2 separate regions of the Homo sapiens genome follow, and region 1 is linked to region 2. A link is an interaction called in ENCODE POLR2A ChIA-PET data of the cell type or tissue named here. Cell type or tissue: GM12878. All regions are shown on one strand. Links, peaks and the distances in the headings refer to the core of each region. The heading gives the core; the rest is flanking DNA. Region 1 overlaps TPX2 (TPX2 microtubule nucleation factor). Region 2 overlaps BCL2L1 (BCL2 like 1).

Evidence for each region. ChIA-PET counts read pairs that join two places held together with the same protein. Peaks named below come from ENCODE experiments on the same cell type or tissue, not always from the same donor. Only the 100,000 strongest peaks of a DNase experiment are listed, where the experiment ranks them.
Region 1: POLR2A ChIA-PET joins it to region 2 with 8 read pairs; 8 of 35 experiments call an interaction of 5 or more read pairs at or near these places.

What each region holds. Positions count from the first base shown.
Region 1 is chr20:31,744,575-31,748,968 of GRCh38, forward strand. The region is part of intron 2 of TPX2 (TPX2 microtubule nucleation factor); the gene reads left to right. Among named protein-coding and RNA genes, the nearest start is that of TPX2, 7.5 kb to the left of the region's middle. In GM12878, for the core only: no CTCF peak of the experiment used is centred there; no DNase peak of the experiment used is centred there; H3K4me3 peaks cover 504 bases; H3K27ac peaks cover 1,890 bases.
Region 2 is chr20:31,688,987-31,693,380 of GRCh38, forward strand. All of the region lies in intron 2 of BCL2L1 (BCL2 like 1), which reads right to left. The region is part of intron 3 of BCL2L1-AS1 (BCL2L1 antisense RNA 1); the gene reads left to right. Among named protein-coding and RNA genes, the nearest start is that of BCL2L1-AS1, 16 kb to the left of the region's middle. In GM12878, for the core only: no CTCF peak of the experiment used is centred there; no DNase peak of the experiment used is centred there; H3K27ac peaks cover 1,444 bases.

The sequences.
Region 1 (4,394 bases), core at 135-4,134, 55 kb after region 2:
GAGTGTGCACTTCAGTGGCGTGATCACAGCTCACTGCAGCCTCCATCTCCTGGGCTCAAGTGATCTTCCTGCCTTAGCCTCTCGAGTTGCTGAAACTACAGGTGCATGCCACTGTACCTGGCCAAATTTTTCTACAACATAATTTTAATGGCTATATGGTATTCCATTATTTGGTTCTTTATATTACTTTTACCAGTGAAATTGCTGGTCTAAAAGAATGCGTATTTTTGGCCGGGCGCGGTGGCTCACGCCTGTAATCCCAGCACTCTGAGGAGGCTGAGGCGGGCAGATCACCTGAGGTCAGGAGTTCAAGACCAGCCTGGCTAACATGGTGAAACCCTGTCTCTACTAAAAATACACAAATTAGCCAGGCATGATGACGGGTGCCTGTAATCCCACTTACTCGGGAGGCTGAGGTGGAAGAATCACTTGAACCTGGGAGGTGGAGGTTGCAGTGAGCCGAGATCGCGCCATTGCACTACTGCAGCCTAGGCAACAGCGAGACTCCATCTCAAAAAACAAACAAACAAAACATATTTTTAAAAACTTTTGACATGTAACACCAAATTGCCTTGTAGGAAGATTATGCTGATTTACCTAAAACAGTATATATTCACATAGGCATAAATGTATAACTTAAAATAGGTAATATATTTGCATGGTGCAAAAATCAAAAGAATATAAAAAGCTTCATGGTTTAAAATCTTCCTCCAGCCTTGTTACTTCTTCACTCTCACCATCCATAGGTAAACACTTTTTTTTTTTTTTTTTTGGAGACAGAGTCTCACTCTGTCAACCAGGCTGGAATACAGTGGCACAATCTCAGCTTACTGCAACCTCTGCCTCCCTGGTTCAAGTGATTCTCCTGCCTCAGCCTCCCGAGTAGCTAGGATTACAGGCACGCCACCACACCTGGCTAATTTTTGTATTTTTATTAGAGATGGGGTTTTGCCATATTGGCCAGGCTGGTCTTGAACTCCTGACCTCAGGTGATCCACCTGCCTTGGCCTCCCAGAGTGCTGGGATTACAGGCATGAGCCATCTAATAAACACTTTTATTAGGTTCTTGGGTTTGAGTGTTTGTGTGTTATTCCCCAAACCAGATACCTTTTGAAGGGAATAAATCTCTATAAAATGAAATGACTGCTATTTGACTAGGATTGTAATCTGCAGCCACACTGTCAACCATTACAAACTTTTTCAGCTTCATACTATTGGAATATCAGATTACTTTGGGTTTCTACTAAGATTTCCTTTTAGTATTTTACAAAGCTCTCTGTCATTATCTGTCCTAGTAGTAAACAGCATCATTGATTTCCATCTAGGTCCTATTAGTCATAGGTGGATTATGGTTTGTTGAGTTCTATGGATAAATTATAGCAAAACTGAGTTTGTAATCCTTAAAAAAGGGCAATATGAAACATACAAGTTTGGGAGAGAAATGATAGGAAATATATTTGCTTGAAGTTTCTGGACAGTGATGAATTAGAACAAGTGTCCATGTGTCCTGTGCTGACTTCTGAGTGTTGGACAGTGAGGGATTGTCATTGGATTTTAAATTGACCCAATTTTGGAAGCTTCATAGATCTGTTTCTGTAAACAGATCCAATTTCAACATAGAAGTTAGCAAACATAAATGTGGAAACACAAAGTCCATTAAACTTCCTTCAGACTTAGTTTGTGACTTTGATTAACAGTTAAAATTGCATGCTGGATTATGTTGCCATTTACTGACTGCTGCTAATCCCTTATATACAAGAAAAAAATGTAGGTGTTTTCTCTCTGGGTAAGATGAAAGTAACTCCACTCTATTTTACTTGTGGTAATGTAACAGGATCTCTTATCCCTTGTGAAAGTAGGAGAGGATGTCCCTGGAGAAATGGCACTGCCTGGGATGGGACCATCTTAACTAACTATACTTCTAATGAAGTCTTGTCTTACTCTGTTTATTCTATTATATTACCAGTTTAACTCATGACTTTCTCTTTAATAGAAATAGGCAAGTCATATCTCACTGACTGGATAGCAAGGTGTTTGAGAGCATCTGTCACACCAAAGTCTTTGTTTTGCTCAGGAGCTGGTAGTCCCCTATTTCACCCTGCTTAGAATGCACCCTCTTGCAGCTTTCCCCAACCCGGTCTGAACCTGCACCTTTTGATTTATAGAGCTTGTCAAGACTAGTTATTTTTGGTTTGAGAGTGAAGAAAGATGGGAGGCAATGGGAGGTTAATTTCAGATGAATGTGGGAACAGGTTACATTGCTTTGTCTGCAATCTTCCTAATTTGTATTTGTCTTCCCCTTCCATTTATCTCTTACCCTAGAAAAAGTCAACGTTCATTCTTAGCTTGTAGAACTCCGCAGGTCTGTCTGTATCTTTTAAGTATTTTTTACATCAGGAAACCATCTCTGATCCTCTTTTATGCTGTTCTCCTTCTCTGCACTTCCAGAGCGCTCTCTGTTAATGCCCTCTTGCAGCAAGGATAGCCCTATATTGTAATTGTTTGCATTCCCCCATTCAATTGTGCGTTCTTGGAGGGAAGAGATTTTTTTTTGTTGTTGTTGTTTGAGAAGGAGTCTCGCTCTGTCCCAGGCTGGAGTGCAGCGGTGCAATCTCGGCTCACTGCAGCCTCCACCTCCTGGGTTCAAGCTATTTTCCTGCCTCAGCCTCCCGAGTAGCTGGGATTAAAGGCACGTACCCACCACGCCCGCTAATTTTTGTATTTTTAGTAGAGACGGGTTTCACCATGTTGGCCTGGCTGATCTCGAACTCCTGACTTCGTGATCCGCCTGCCTTGGCCTCCCAAAGTACTGGGATTACAGGCATAAGTCACTGTGCCCGGCCGAGATTTTATATCTCTATCTCTGTCTGTCTGTCTGTCTGTCTGTCTATCTATCTATCTATCTATCGTTTTAGTCTTCGCTTTTTGGAAACAAAAATGGGCTATAAGACACGATGGATGGCATTGAATAGGCAGTTTTTAGAGGAACCTAATTGGTTCATAGCATACAGGATAGGCTTTTTCCTTGGGTCTTTGTAGGAATATTGGTCATTAATAGCTATTTTTCCATGCAGAATATTTCTAGTTTTGCAAGAATCTGAAGCTGTGGTAGATTCAGATAATTTTGAAATGTGAAGCTGATTCTCTTGCTTGGCAACTTGATTTGTTTGGGGGAATGTGGTTGACGCATGTGCCTTTTTTTTTTTTTTTTTTTTGGTGAGACCTGTTGACAGAAATTCAATCTTGATTAAGGGACGCAGGAAGGCATCCAGTTCCCACCATGCCTGGGGCTCTCTCATTTAAACAGCTGCCTTTGGCTCTGGCCTGTTCCATTTCCCACTAGGCCCTGTGGACTTTAATTTTGGAAGATTTCACATCCTCATATTTATTATTTCTGGGGGAGGTAGTGTCGTGAAACCGAAATTACCCAGTAGTTAGCTTTTCGTTTTCTTGATGTACTTGTCCTATCAGCCTTAATTGAAGAGAGTCAGACTTCTCAATGGATATGTATTTATTTATTCTCTTTTTCCAGGGAGAGGGGATGGTCTCCTGAGTTGGCCATTCTAGACCAAAATATAGCTTAAAAGAAGCTTTTTTAAAGAACAGGTCATGTTAGGAAAATAATATTTTGTTTTTAAAATTTCACCTAAAGATTAAGTGTACTTAGGTTTGCACCCCTCGCCGTTTGTTCCCCACTAATCAAATGTAGTCTTAGACCTCAGAGGACAGCCTTTCTTCTGCTGCTTGAACCCTCTTCATAGTCTCTTTACTCTAGAATATCACTGAGGTTTTCACTAACCACCATCTTATATAGAGGAAAAACTTCATATGGAAAAGTATACTTAAAAAAAGAGGAATCAATGGATTTTTTAAAAAATTTATGGGAAGATTCAGATCAGAGCTTTCCAAATATATTTATAACAGGATTTGTAATTTGCTAAAGTTTTCTTTATGAGCATATCAGGGATGCTTAGTTTTCATAAAGGGCAGGATTTGTCTTTGTTGAACAGGATCTTATGATTTGATTACCTACCTCCTTTTTGAAGCAATGTTTATAGGAAAACTTGTGCATTAGAGAGACCCCAGATTTTGGAATCCTGCAGACTTGTTCTTTTAAAACTCAACACTGCTATGTATTAGTTTGGTGATCTTGGAATAGTGTAACTTCTCTGAGCTTGTTTCCTTGTTTATAAAATGGTGATGGTAGCATTTATTTATAAAGACATCTATCTATTGTCTATATTGTTAATGCAGTTTAAACGAGATGATTTATGTGAAGTGTCTGGTAAGGTGCCTGGCCTACAGTAGACAGTATTTGGAAGTTATTATCTCTTGCTCCATGACATTTGTTATTTATCTATTTAAATGTGAATTTTTTTTTTTTTTTTTGAGAC
Region 2 (4,394 bases), core at 315-4,314:
TGTTAAGCTAAAAGCGGACCAGGATCCATGATGAGGTTCCTCTATCCTCTGGGTTAAGTCTGTCCAGGTAAAATAATAGGGAAAGAAGAATACCATTAAAATAAAAATTGGCTGGACACAGTGGCTCATGCCTGTAATCTCAGCACTTTGGGAAGCCGAGGCAGGAGGACTGCTTGAGGCCAGGAGTTCAGGACTAGCCTGGGCAACGTGGCAAGACCCTGTCTCTATAATTAAAGAAGAAAAGGAAAGGAAGAAAGGGGAAGGGAAAGGGAGGGAAGGGGAGGGGGAGGGCAGGGGAGGGGAGGGAAGGAAGAAAGACAGCTGGGTGCAGTGGCTTATGCCTGTAATCCTACTAACACTTCAGGAGGCTGAGGCGGGTGGATTGCTTGAGACCAGGAGTTCGAAACCAGCCTGGGAGACATAGTGAGATCCCGTCTCTACAAAAAAAAGAAAAAAAAAAAGAAAGAAAGAAAATAAAAATTATCCCATGGTGGTCCTGGAAGAAACAAGGGAAGGTAGGAAACTTAATCCTAGAGGCAGTAGTAGTCAGGCTCTAGGAGAAGGGCTGGCAACCGCCTGAAAATCCCCTCCCCAGTCTTTCCTTACCACTCCCTCTCCTGTTTTCTTTAAAATCAGTCTCTTCCATGCCTGCTAAGACCACTTTATCAGGAACTCCTGAAAGTAGATGGAGACTAAATTGGCTCTGAAGAATACAAATGGCTAACAAAACGTTAAGAAAAGATGTTCTGCCAGGCGCGGTGGCGCACGCCTGTAATCCCAGCACTTTGGGAGGCTGAGGCGGGCGGATCACTTGAGGTTGGGAGTTCAAGACCACCCTGACCAACATGGAGAAATCCTGTCTCTGCTAAAAATACAAAAAATTAGCTGGGTGTGGTGGCACATGCCTGTAATCCCAGCTGCTCGGGAGGCTGAGGCAGGAGAATTGCTTGAACCCAGGAGGCGGAGGTTGCGGTGAGCTGGAGATCGCGCTATTGCACTCCAGCCTGGGCAACAAGAGCGAAACTCTGTCTCAAAAAAGAAAAAAAGAAAAGATGTGCTACCTCACAAGTAGCCCTGGAAATAGTCCTTGGATATTTTTAACTTTTTTTTTCCCCCTGTGACAGGGTCTCACTCTCATCCAGGCTGGAGTGCAGTGGCATAATCATGACTCAGTGCAGCTTCAACCTCCCGGACTGAAGAGATTCTCCTATTTTAGCTTCCCAAGTAGCTAGGAAGCTAGGACTACAGGTGTGTACCACTGCAAATGACTAATTTTTTTTTTTTGAGAGACACAGGGTCTCACTATGTTGTCCAGGCTGGTCTCCAACTCCTGGGCTCAAGCCATCCTTCCACCTCAGCCTCCCAAACTGCTGGGATTACAGGTGTGAGTCACTGCACCTGGCCAATTTTAAACTTATTCTTATGATAATATTTAATCATGTACAAAAGTAGACAGAATAAAACGAACCCATCATTCAACTTCAACAAGTACCAACTTGGTGCCAATCTGATTTCATCTGTTCCCCAACCACTATCTCTCACTCCAGTAGTATTTTGAAGCAAATCCCACACACAGGTCAGTATGTATTTTTTTTTTTTTTGCAGACAGAGTCTCACTCTGTTGCCCAGGCTGGAATGCAATGGCATGATCTCAGCTCACTGCAACCTCCGTCTCCTGGGTTCAAGCAATTCTCATGTCTCAGCTTCCCAAGGAGCTGGGATTACAGGCGTGCGCCATGATGCCTGGCTGTTTTGATAAACTCTCTCCCACATGCTGGCTTTGAGAATCAATTGAAAAGTTAAAAAAGAAAAAAGGAAAAAAAGCCCCAACTTTTTCCCAAAGAGGGTACCTTTGTTCATTATGAGATATTAATACAGTAGGCCAGGCACGGTGGCTCAGGCCTGTAATCCCAGCACTTTGGGAGGCCGAGGTGGGTGGCTCACCTGAGGTCAGGCATTTGAGACCAGCCTGGCCAACATGGTGAAACCCCGTCTCTACTAAAAATATAAAAAAAATTAGCCAGGCATGGTGACATATGCCTGTAATCCCAGCTAACTTGGGAGGCTGAGGCAGGAGAATCGCTTGAACCCGGGAGGCAGAGGTTGCAGTGAGCCGAGATCATGCCATTGCACTCCAGCCTGGGCAACAGGGCGAGACTCTGTCTCAAAAAAAAAAAAAAAAAAAAAAAAAAAAAAAAAAAAGAAATATTAATACAGTATATACAATAAGCTCTAGGTATAACTTAAGTCATAAATAATTCAAATTTACAGCCTTTAACACCCTATGGAGGCCAGGCATGGAGGCTCACTTGAGGTCAGGAGTTGGAGACCAGCCTGGCCAACATGTTGAAACTCCGTCTCTACTAAAAATACAAAAATTAGCTGGGTGTGGTAGTGCATGCCTGTAATTCCAGCTTCTTGAAAGGCTGAGGCAGGAGAATCATTTGAACCTGGGAGGCGGAGGTTGCAATGAGCCAAGACCGTGCCACTGTACTCCAGCCTGGGCGACAGAGCGAGACTCTATCTCAAAATAAAAAATAAAATAAAATAAAATAAAATAAAATAAAATAAAATAAAATAAACAGGCTGGGTGTGGTGGCGCCCGGCGAACAAATTAATCCCAGCTACTCAAGAGGCTGAGGCAGAAGAACTGAAAGACTATATTTGTAACATGCATAGACAAAGTATTAGTATTCAAAATACATTTTAAAAGCCTACAAACCCATAAGAAAAAGTCAAATCAAAAGGAAATGGAGCAAGGACTTGAACATTTTACAAAGAGGAAACATGAATGGCCAACAGATGTAAGAAAAGATTCACAGCCCCACTTGTAATCTGAGAAATGCAAATTAAAACCGCAAGATACCATCTCACACCCACCAGCTCCATAAAAATTTAAGTCTGACCATATCAAGTATTAACAAAGAGGTAAAGTAATGGAAAACCCATATGCTGTTGGTGGCTGTGTAAATTCACACAAACACAGGAAAACAATCTGCCATTACCTTCTGATCAAGCAATTCCACTTCTGTGTAAACCCTACAACAATGATTCTCAGTGAGGTCCCAGGACCAAGAGTGGCAGCATCAGCTGAGAAGTTGTTAGAAGTGCAAATTCTGAGGGCCCCAACCCTGACATACACAATCAAACACTTTGGGGGTGGAGCCCAGCAATCTGAGGTTTAACAAACCTTCCAGGTGATTCTGATGGGCAGCTAAAGTTTGGGAACCACTGCCTGGGAGAAACTCTTGAACATGTGCATGTGCAGGAGACACAAACAGTTTTCATAACAGCATTGTCTGAAACAGCAAAAACAAGGGGACAACCCAAATAACCACTGACAGCAGAATGGATACACAGCTTGAGACATGATCATATAAATGGATACGAAAATGAACAAATTATGCTATGCAAGTAACATGGATGGATCTCAACCTTGAATGAAAAAAGGAAACTGCAGATGATAAACACAGCATAATACCTAAATGAAGTTTAAAAGAATGCACAGGCTGGGCGCAGTGGCTCACGCCTGTAATCCCAGCACTTTGGGAGGCTGAGGCAGGCAGATCACGAGGTCAGGAGTTTGAGACCAGCCTGGCCAATGTGGTGAAACCCCATCTCTACTAATAATACAAAACTTAGGGCTGGGCGCCGTGGCTCACAGCTGTAATCTCAGCACTTTGGGAGGCCGAGGCTGGTGGATCACGAGGTCAGGAGTTCAAGACCAGCCTGGCCAAGATGGTGAAACCCCATCTCTACTAAAACTACAAAAATTAGCCAGGCGCAGTGGCAGGTGCCTGTAATCCCATCTACTAGGGAGTCTGAGGCAAGAGAATCACTTTAACCCGGGTGGCAGAGGTTGCAGTAAGCCAAGATCGCACCACACTGCACTACAGCCTGGGCGACAGAGTGAGACTCGGTCTTAAAAAAAAAAAATTAGTCAGGTGTGGTGGCGTGCGCCTGTAGTCCAGCTACTCGGGAGACTGAGGCAGAAGAACCGCTTGAACCCAGGAGGCGGAGGTTGCAGTGAGCTGAGGTCGCACCATAGCACTCCAGCCTGGGCGAGAAAGTGGGACCGTCTCAAAAAAAAAAAACAAAAACAAAAACAAAAAAAAGCATGTAGAAGAATATCCTATATTGTTTAGGAATATATACCTATATATATATAGTAAAACTTAAAAAAAAAAAAAAAAAAAGGTAGCCAGGTGTGGTGGCTCACACCTGTAATCCCAGTGCTTTGAGAAGCTGAGGTAGGAGGATCGCTTGAAGCCAGGAGTTCTAGACCAGCCCAGGCAACATAGTGAGATCCCATCTCTAAAAAAAATAATAATAATAATTAAAAAATTAGCTACTTGGCAGGCTGAGGCAGGAGGATCACTTGAGCCCAGAGGTTT